Regions from separate parts of the Mus musculus genome. Here region 1 is linked to region 2. A link is a contact called in ENCODE Hi-C data. All regions are on one chromosome and are shown on one strand. Each heading gives the region's core, a stretch centred on a gene start or an enhancer-like site at or near the end of the contact. The rest is flanking DNA. Distances are from core to core; before and after follow the strand shown. Region 1 holds the start of Zc3h7a (zinc finger CCCH type containing 7 A). Region 2 overlaps Snx29 (sorting nexin 29).

Region 1 (4,830 bases), core at 583-3,082, 280 kb before region 2:
TTACAGCTGGCAAATGAACATTGTTACTAATAGATCTTGGAACCACAAGACAAGAGCCTGTAGGCATATAGAATATAACCCCCAACCAAAAGTCACAGGAACACAGCTGGGAAGGGGTGTTTTGGTACATCTTGAGGACACTGATCAACCTGTTCTTTGCATAATACCCCACTCCAAATACTGACATTTTCAACCTCAATAACTCAACCTTATTCACATCTGTAGCGCACCCTGCTGGTCTAACAGAGCAGAAAGGGGAAATTTTTCAATAGAGAAAACTGTCCATGCACTTGATTTAGTCCAAAGATGAAGAACACCACACCAACACCAAGTCCACACCCACACATACACTCACGCACACACAGTGCAGCTCTGCTCATCATTTCAACGGAGGTGAAGAGAGCCTTGGATTCCTTCAAGACCTCCATGAAAAGCAGCTACTTCCAAAAGAAGCAGGAAAAGAGCAGATGGCAAGAGCGCCCAGCCCCTCCCCCAGTCCAGTAGAGCATTGTCCAATCGAAATACGATACCGGCGGTACGTGCCATTTTAAATTACGAAGTGGCCATACTAAAATAGTAAAAAGAAACTGGACAGATTGTTTTAATTCTAACGTAGCCACAACAGGTATCACCTCAAGTATATAACACACTGCTTGCTAAACACTGGCTGATTTAAGCATAGGAGTTTACCAAGGAGATCTTTTTCGTTCTTTTTCTTCCTCCCAAACGAAATCTTTCAAATCAGACTTTAAAACTGAAACCGGAGTGGGGCGGTGGTGGCACGGCTTTTAAATCACAGCATTCGGGAGGTAGGGGAAAGCAGATCTCTAAGCTCAAGTCCAGCCTGGTCTACAAAGTAAGTTCCAGGGCAGCCAAGGCTAAACAGAGAAATTCTGTCTCGAAACAAACATACAAACAAACAAACAAATTGAAACCAAAAGTGAATCTCAATTCTTGCCACATTCCAGTGCTCGACCACCCCACTTTACCAGTGGCCACATTACCATCGGACAGCGCAGGTCTACACCAGACCCTCTTGGTCTTAAATACCTAACACTATGACCCTCTTTGATCCCTTAACATCTGGGGACCCAAAAAACGCCCAACCCCGGAATAAATTCACCCAGTCAGAGCGCAGGCACCACCCCTTGGGCCCAGCTAGGACCTTCCAACCTGACCACACCCCTGCGCTGACTACCCCTAACCGGAAATTCCCGCTAATGGGAACTGACAGGTCTCCATTCTTTAAGGGTGGGGAAAGGAAAACCGAGAACCCTCGTACAGTCTCCGAACCCCGGCCGAACACCGGAAGCCAGTCGCCACCCATACGCGGGGTGGGCCGCGCATAACACCCGCAAGGGGCGAACCCGACACCGGCGAGCGCGCACTCAGCTGGCGTCGCGAGCGTCCCCAAACCGAGACACTTACTAACACGGACGCCCCGCGATCACCCAGCACCCAGGAATAACGAAATGCTAAACCACCAAAAGCTAGTGCGTGGATGTCGGCCAGGCAGTCCAGGTGGCAGGGGCCGCCGCGCGTGCCCGGATTACGACTCCCGAGGAGCCCGTGCAGCCGGTTCGGGGGTCCGCGCCCCTCCCCCGCCTGAAGTCCGTTAACGGCCGCGCGTGCTCACGAAGCGACGCGGCGCACGCACGCGATTGGAAGAGCGCGACCCTGCCCGCGACGCCCGCGCGTCCCCTTCCCTCACCTGCGGGGCGGCACCCAGGAGCCGAGGGGCGCGGAGTGCGGAGGCGACAGCGGGATGTGCGTTCACCGGCTCAAGAGCTCTCACAGTCTCGCAGCTTCCCTGGGCGACCCACCGCAGCTGCCAGCCCGCGACGCTCGGGGCGGCGCCCTCTGGCGGCGGGAGGCCTCGCGCGCCGCCCCGCAAACGCTACCATTGGCTGCGTTGCCAGTGTCAGCCCGGGGTTGGAGGCGCCACGTCGGGGCCTCGGGGCTGCGGAAGCGGCGGCGATAGGCGGAACCCTGGGCGGCCACACGGAAGGGGGTGAGAGACCGCAAGCTCTTGAGCCCAGCATCATCGCCCTCTCCCACACCGCTTGGATACCAAAGTAGGACTGGAAGGAGACCTAGATTCATCTGGGCACCAGGGTGTCACTTCCTTCGGAATCTGTTCTCTGCAGTAACTTATCCTGAGCGTCCTGCTTTGCATTCCGATACTGTTACCGTCACCCTGAAAACAGCCATACAGTCGTGTCCTTTCAAATGAATGACAGGCATAGGGACCCGCGTTGAACAGGGAGGTGACCTAAACTCATTCGGACGCCGGAGCGTCACTTCGGAACTTGTCCTCAATTCCCTATCCTACTCGCAGTCACTGTTTTTATCATCTTGAAAACAAAATGCGGTATTTTTGCAAATGAATGTAGGGACGGATCTCAGAGCCAACACAAGCTCTTGTTCTCCCTGGCCTTCATCTCAACTTATATGTCGCTGTATTCACCGGTGTTTCAGTGGTCAGGTGTACATTACCCCAGACAGAACAATGTAAGGCTGAGTCCCTGCGACTGGAGATGTGAAAAGTGCTCCAAGTCAGGGCAGTAGAAGGGAGAGTGCTTCCAGGCAGTGGGAAAGATCCTGAGCCTAAGTTGCTGAGGGACAGGGAAGACAAAGTGTGTGTGTAGAAAGCTCAAAGAGGATGAGCCACTGCATGAAATTTGGAATTCAGTGTCTGAGATGGAAATTACAAGGTCTAATTTGCAGTTTTAGAAAGTTTCTTCATGCCGTTGGGCGGATATATAGAAAGGACAAGCAGAAAAGTGAAAGGGGTTGAGGATGTAACTTAGTTGTCAAAGTGCTTGCCTAGCCTTGAGTTTGATTTCCAGCACCAAATAAACTGGATATGGTGGGGTACCCTTGTCATAGCAGTACATGGGGGTGGGGGGGGGGGGATAGGAGTTCCAGGTCTTCTTTGGCTATGAAGCAAGAAATACCCAGGTCCAGGACCACTGGGGACAGAGGGAAAAGTTTACATTAGAAGGAAGACACTGAGATGCACTCTGTCTGGACCCAGAGTGCTACTGTAAGCTCAGGAAGTCGTCAGTACTGGGCCAGTACAAAGTGAAACTTGATGAGAATGTATGGACTTCCTGTTGTTCCTGTACCAATGGCCTACATTTTTGTTGCCTTGAAACAACATAAACTTAAGAGTTCTAAAGGACCAGAGTCTGCAGCAGGTGTTTCACTGGTGATGTCCAGGTGCTGACGAGGCTTGTCCCTTCTGGAAACTAGTGTTGAGCTCTTGCCTCTTTTTAGCTCCTAGAGGCCTCCTGGACTCGTAGGTCATGCCTGTCATCTCCAGAGCCAGTATTTTCCTCTAAATGAGGTCTCCTTGCCACACCTTCTCTGGGTCTTTGCTTTCAGTTGTCCCTCAAAGGGCCCTGGTGATTGCATTTGAAACAAGGAGGTCCTGGATCCCACCTGGAGATTCCCAGTGATTTTCCAGGCAAGGTAGCAATAATCACAAGTTGCTGGTGATAGAGAGTAGATATATCTGGGAACCCATCATTATATGTACTGTAGGGAGCAAAGGAAAAGAAGGGCTGAGCATGGATGAACCTTCTCTAGCCTTGAAGAATACTGTGTGTTGTAAGGGTCTCTGCTTCTTTGTCTTCTATACTAGTGGGGAAGTCCCCGGCCTCTTACCTGGGTGCTGTACCGGATAGGTGCATTTGCTGAAGAACTGTTTTAGGCTCCTGCCTCCCAAGGGCTGGCATTAAAAGTTCATCACTATCCCAGTCTTTATTCTGTTTTCCATCCTCTGGTACCTTACAGAGGCCCGGAACACACAGTGTTTTATGATCTCTATGAGATTGAGGCCAGCCTGGTCTATGTAGAGTTCTAGCCAGGGCAATGGAGTGAGACCCAGTATCAAAACAACATAAACTGTCCACATGCTGACTTGCCTTAACATCAATTTATACCTGAAACTAAATGCAAGCTAACCATTAGTCAGTTCATTAGAAATAGGGTCAATTTACACAAAGGACAGGGGAGAATATTCAGGAGTCAATGGGACAGATTTTATATTTGATTCATCAGTTTATCCAGTAATTATATGCCCCCAAACAGGTGATGGGATAGAAAGCCTTGCATGTGCTAGACAAGCTCCCTGCCACTGAGCTATAGCCACAGACCTTTTAAAGCTTATTTTTATTTTTTAAATATTTTTTAAAAACTTTTATGTGCATTGGTGTTTTATCTACATATATATCTGTATTTATGTGTCAGACCACAGGGCGTCAGATCTCTTAGAACTGGAGTTGCAGCTACTTGTGGGTGCTGAGAATTGAACCAGGTTCCCCTAGAAGAGCACCCATTGCTCTTAACCTCTGAGCAATCTCTCCAGCCCCAAAATTTATTTTTATTAATGTGCATGTGTGTGTGTGTAGGCATACAAGCCCCATGAAGCTGGAGAGGTGCCAAGATACCCCCAAGACTACTCGAACAGGCTTACCTGCCTTTTCAAGTTTCTGTCTTTCAAGACACAAGCAGCCAAACGCCACCCTGCAAGGGAAAAAAAAAGCCCAACATCAAGCCATACAATCCCACCAATCCCTCAGCTTGCCCCAAGATCAGGTCACAAAATCCCACCAATCTGACACCACCTCGTAAGTCTTCACCCACTCCCCCCAAGAAACCCTATATACAGCCTGCCTCCTGCTCAGTCCTGTGCTGGGTCCCACTAGAAACCCTATATACAGCCTGCCTCCTGCTCAGTCCTGTGCTGGGTCTCACTAGAGCAAGGGCTGTCACCCTCTTCTGTTTTTCCCATGTGAGGTTTCTTGTACAGTGTGACTTTGTGGT
Region 2 (5,577 bases), core at 2,361-4,860:
CTTTTCACCTGCCAATCTTTGTTGCTTTATCCAGATTGTGTTGGCTTTCTCTCATTTTTACCATGTTCTAACGAAGGGTTCATGTTTGTATGTTAGGGGCAAACGGTGGACTGTGGTTTTTCTGGGCTTAAGTACATCTGTCATCCTCTTGACAGCCCAAGGGTGTGGACAAGCGTTCTGGTTGGTGCCTTGGCTGTTGATAGTTCTAGACTCTGGGTCTGACCTGGGTGTTGGAGTCCTTTCTTTGTCCAAAGCATCTTGAAGCCTTTGACACTGGCCTCCATTTGGAGGTCAGCTTCCTTGGGTGTGCCAGCCCTGCTTGGTCAGTATGTACCCTCTTGTTTATTGTTCCTGCTGGGCTGGTAGCCAGTGAGATCTTCACAATGATGTCTATGTGTGAGATTGAGGTCCTCATGGCACAACTTTTAGGGTGTGGGCCTATACAGGGAAGGCAAAACAGGGACCTCAGTGCCCTGCTCAGATCCTGTCTGGCATCTCTGTCTGTCGAGACTTTTGGCTTTCAATAAAAGCTCTAAATCTTATATTGTCTGTCAAGGCTCAAGCTCTGCCTTTTTCTGTTGGTTATCAGAGAACTATAGACTCTGCTTTCTGGGACAAGGTCATAGGGGATGTTCTGTCTTGACATGTATCTGCCAAGCACTTAGTCCAGTGGGCTGACCCTCTCTTTCTTTTGGCTCTGGCATATATCTATCAAAAGATACATATTTCTAAATCCAGGAGTAGTGGTGTATGCCTTTAATCCCAGCATTCAGGAGGCAGAGGCAGGTGGATCAGAGTTTGAGGCCAGCCTGGTCTACAGATCAAGTTCCAGGGCAGCCAGGTGAAGTGGAAACTTAAGGGTTCTTTGGAAAGTCACTTGTGTTGCTAAGGCAAACACATGAAGGAATGTTTCATTGAAGTGGACATAGGTGAAAGGCCAAGGCAGACTCATGAAGGAAAGTTATGCTGAAGCAGACACAGGAGAAAGGATGTTCTGCTAAAGTAATCCTGTTAAAGGACACATGATGAAAGATTCTTTGCTAACAACACGCATGTATTGGTCTGCCTTACATTGTATAGTTGAACTCCATTTGTCAGGACTCCATAGAGAGATATGCACCAAGCAACTTCTGGTGGTGTGCTGCGGCTTTTTGCCGCTTCTGCAGACTGATTGGCAGTGACTTTTGAGACAGATGCATGTGCTGAGGCAAGACCCGGGGAGGACACGGGATGTTTGGAGGGTATAAAAAGGACTCACTTGGTGGTCTCGCTTTGCTGATCTTCATTTCACTGAGATTGGCACAGCTGAGAACTTTTCCTGGCATTCCTGTTGGCCCTGGTGCCTCCTGCTGACTTGTGCAGAGGCTGAGGCCTGGCTGTCTCTGCTAGGTAGCGCCACTGCTGCTGATTTGTGTTTGTTATCTCGACGCTACCAACCTGGACTGCTGTATGTCTGTGAAGTGTTTGTGAGTAGAGCAAGCTGCTGCTGCTGACCTGTGAACTGAACTGCTATTTCTAGATAACACAGATGGGAGTTGCTCCAAAGAACCTTTCTAAACAGGTCCATAAGCCCGCCCCTCATATCCTTTCTTTCCCACTACCTCTGGTGAGTGGTGGGCTGTAAGAGAGGTTAAAGTGTTTAAGAACCATCATTAAAAAGGATTTGAAAGCATTAAAGTTACACAGGAGTGGCAGAAACTGACATTTTCCGGGTTCCAGCTCAGGTCTAACATATCTAATTTGGTCAAGGTAATTCCATCTCCTTCCAGCAAGATTGCTGCAGGGTTCCTAGACTGTTTCAGAAATGACATGTGGTCTAATTTTGCCATGGAGACAGGGGTGGGTCTTCAGAACTTTGGTGGGAGCTCATCTCTTGTCTGTTGGATGGCTCTCTCTTCTGGGTAACTTTCTGTTGGGGTATGAAGCCTAGAGCTGCCTTGGCCATTGTGTTCTCATGAGGGAAGACAGCATAGGGTGAGGGTATGCAGGCACTCAAATGAGGAGCGGTGGGCAAGAGAGCTGGGTTTCAGGATTCACTGGGATGCTGGGCCAACCTACTCTTTTTGTTTGTTTGTTTGTTTGTTTCAAGACAGGGTTTCTCTGTATAGCCCCAGCTGTCCTGGAACTCACTCTGTAGACCAGGCTGGCCTTGAACTCAGAAATCCACCTGCCTCTGCCTCCCAAGTGCTGGGATTAAAGGTGTGCGCCACCACCGCCCGGCTCCAACCTACTCTTGAAGGCCTCTCTGGACCTTCTCACAGTGTGGGCTGATGAATCCCCACTGCTCTTGAGATGAACTGGAGTTGGGTTTCTGTTTCTTGTCACTTTAAGAACATTCATCAGCAGAAGGTTGTGTCCAGCATCTCCTGACCTACCCAGGTAAGGGCTCTCCGTGGTGCTCATGCTCAGGCACCAGCATTGCACAACAGTTACTACTAGCAGTGACAATAGCGTACTGCCACCAAAGGCTCAAATTTAGGCCAGAGGCTTCCTCAGGAGGGGCATGCTCTTGTGCTCACCTGGTTTTTCTTACCGCTGACGTAATGCCTGGCTCAAATAGGTCTCAGTGAAGTTGGTCTGGTGAGGGAGGGAAGTGTTGTGGGGCTAGTGGTGGTGTGACCTGACCCAAGTTATCTCCAAGGAATGCCCACTGGGCTCTTCTTAGTTATAGCTCAGTTCTAGGGAGCTCTTGGACTTGCTTGTTACCTGTTCCAAGACTATTTTGCTCACCATTTGGGAAGTGAAGCTTTCTGGAAATCCCTTCTACTTTAGCTTTAGCTAGTGAGAGCATTCATGGATGACAGAAGCCCACTTAGAGGCCTCTGAAGAAGGGCAGTGGAGTGGCTAGGGAACTCCTGCTGTGAAGGAGACCTGTTTCTCCACATCTCTCTATCCTTTTTCTTGCAGTTGGCTTCATTATCAGGTTTGATCTTCTCTCATGGTGACTAGAGGATCTGTAACAGACCATGGCTGTGCTGTGCCCAGCCACTTCACCTCGTCTCCCCAGCAGCAGGCATCTCTTGCTCTCAGGCCCAGATCAACGCTCCCTGTATCCAGGAGGTGGCATCCTTTCCTTTCTGAACTGCAGGAGTGAGTGTGGGGCTGGAGAGGACTTCCCTAGATGGGCAGCAGTGACTGTAGACTTCCCATGGTGATTCCTCCCCATCCCATTTAGGTGCTTTAGATGTTCCAAATTAATGTATTAGTGGCGTTGGGCCGACAGCCCTCAGTGGAATCTGACAGGAGTGAGTACACTATGCTACCTCCTCTGGCTGCTTTCTGTGGTTTATGTCTCACAAACTGTGACCTCTAGTGACCTTGTTAGTCATCTATTTTGCCGTCTTTGGACTTCATGCTAGCAGATTTGCTGTTCCTTTTTTGTAAACATTCTTGGTGACACTCCTAATGTCCATAACTAATATAACATACATATAACACAAGTGATTTAGGAAGCTAGCTTATAGTTTATGTGAAAGAGAAATGAACAAGAAGCCATTCATAATAGAAGCAGACTCTGTTCTACATTGGTTAGGATAGTTCTGGGACAGAGTGAACCACAGATGCCAGCTCTCTGCTGGCAGGGCCAGCCTAGTCTCTCCAGGGCTGAGTGGGATGGTGACTGTTGCAGCCCAAAACAAACACACCCAGGCCGGGAGTCTGTCAGAGCAGGAACTTGTTTTATTGTAGCAGTCTTTCCTTTATATAGGGTTGAAGAAAGAGGTGGGGATTTTTGGTGAGGTGAGATGATGTAGAGGGCGGGGAAGGATGCCGTAGGGTATAGGGTGACTGACAGAGCCAATAAAGTTATTCTACATCAGTGGTAGCTAGGCAAAGGCAGGCTTAAGCAGAAAGTGCTGAGTCACTCCAGTACGGAAGTGAGCAAGACAGGTCTCTAAACTAGAGCAAAGACTCAGACTTCCTCACTAGGCCTCAGTATCTGGCGAATAAGGCCCAACCCACAGCTTATAAAGCACTTCCTGGTCCACAGCTTGCACATAGAGAGGGAGGACCAGAGTGGCTGTTTATAGCAAATACGGAATGAAAATGCAGAGTGCAGCAGACCCCAGAGGAGAAGGGCTGTCAGCATCTGTGAGAGGCGGCTCCAGGTTCAGATTCTACACCAGTCTCCTACAGATGGCCCTAGGAGGCCGAGCCAGCACTGTGTACTGCCCCAGCCTCTCAGAAGGAATGGTGTCTTCAGCCTACTCTACATTTTGGCCTGACTATGCCGCCAGGCATGCCTACTTATCCCACACCTGAAGGGGGCAGCATTGCCACCAAGAGAATCCCTGCCTCAGCCTTTTCCCTTGTCCTTTTTCTCAGGACCATTGGCAGAAACACTGCAGAATGTATGTTTAGTCATCCTCTTGACCTGATTCCCCACGTGATCTTCTGAGCACCTACTGTGTCCAGTCACCCTTCCCTCTGCCTCCCTCATTCAGGCTACTGGACGAGTCACTTGTCTGGTGTGATGAGCTGAGAGTCCCACCTTTGCTCCATGCTCAGCAGCAGCCCCAGGTCCCTAACTTGCAGCTGAGAGCAGGGGAATCCATGTATAAGTCGGGACTTGTGTGTTAGGCCCAAGCATCAGGATAGGCAAAGATCTGTCTCAGTGGAAACTGCTCACCTGTAGTCTGGTGCTGCCGGAGTTCTTCCAGGCTCTGTAGTTTACCTTGTTCATTTGTTAACTCTTCAAAGAGCAGCTGTTTTGTGGTAAGCTTTATCAGTTAGAAATGAACAGAGCATGGCTGCGTGAGCCTATGTGTTTAAATTGAAGAGGGGTGGGTGGGGTGGGATGGGGTGTATAGACACAGATGTTAAACATTTGGCTGAGTGATTCTGTGCGCCAGCCATGCTCAGGTGTAAGTGTGGCATGATGTGGGGCAGGGGTGGGATTAGTTTTGCGTCAGTTTACTTTAGTCTTTGGGTTTGTTTGGTTTTTGTTTTTGTTTTGGCAGAAGCTTGGTAGATAGCCCAGGTTGTTCTTGATGTTCTTGAACTTAGTGTATAACCTAGGCTGGCCTTGAACTCAGAGTCCCATTGCCTCAGCCTTGAAAATATTAGGATTACAAGAGTGTGCTACCATTGTCAGCTCTGTCTGAGGCTGGGGTAGAGGGAGGTGCCTCAGGCACCATTTAAGGAAATACTTATTTACATAGGAGCCTCTGTTCCCAGTGGATGTGGGATGGCAGATGGCCACTTAGTGCCTAATGCTTCTCCTTTGGAAAGCCAGGGTGAAACAGTCTTACTCTTATAGATTTTTTTGCAAGAGTTAATGCTGATAAGTGCCACCCAGAGGCCCCTGCAGGTATCCTTAGCCAGAGCTGGGACCATGGAAGTAATTTATTCCTACACCTCAAGGCTACAGTCACTTTTTGGAGTTCATCTGGCTTGGTGTTGCTCAGACATAACTAACGTTCTAATAAAGAATTCTCTGGGTTAAAGTGCTAACCATGCTGCTTAGCTCTGGCTGCACATTTCAGTCCCCAGGGGAAGCTTACAGAACTATTAGGCCCAGGCCACCTTCCAGACTAATTAAGTTAGGCTTTCTAGAGGCGAGACCCAGACTGCACAGGT

What was found. A loop is a pair of places that touch in the nucleus more often than their neighbours do.
Region 1: a map of T-helper 17 cell shows a loop between it and region 2 (2.5-fold over the local background). The contact joins the promoter of Zc3h7a here to the enhancer-like site in region 2. A Hi-C loop is called at or near these places in 1 of 37 maps with a recorded cell type or tissue (T-helper 17 cell).

What each region holds. Positions count from the first base shown.
Region 1 is chr16:11,174,509-11,179,338 of GRCm38, forward strand. It overlaps Zc3h7a (zinc finger CCCH type containing 7 A), which reads right to left and starts at 1,833. Exons shown (of 23, transcript NM_145931.3): 1 at 1,712-1,833. It overlaps 4930509G22Rik (RIKEN cDNA 4930509G22 gene), which reads left to right and starts at 3,668. Exons shown (of 4, transcript NR_151506.1): 1 at 3,668-4,830.
Region 2 is chr16:11,452,626-11,458,202 of GRCm38, forward strand. All of the region lies in intron 13 of Snx29 (sorting nexin 29), which reads left to right. Among named protein-coding and RNA genes, the nearest start is that of Gm32100, 130 kb to the right of the region's middle. Within about 2 kb of position 3,611, at least 2 of the 3 ENCODE cell types and tissues checked have a DNase peak (open chromatin) inside an H3K27ac peak, as active enhancers do.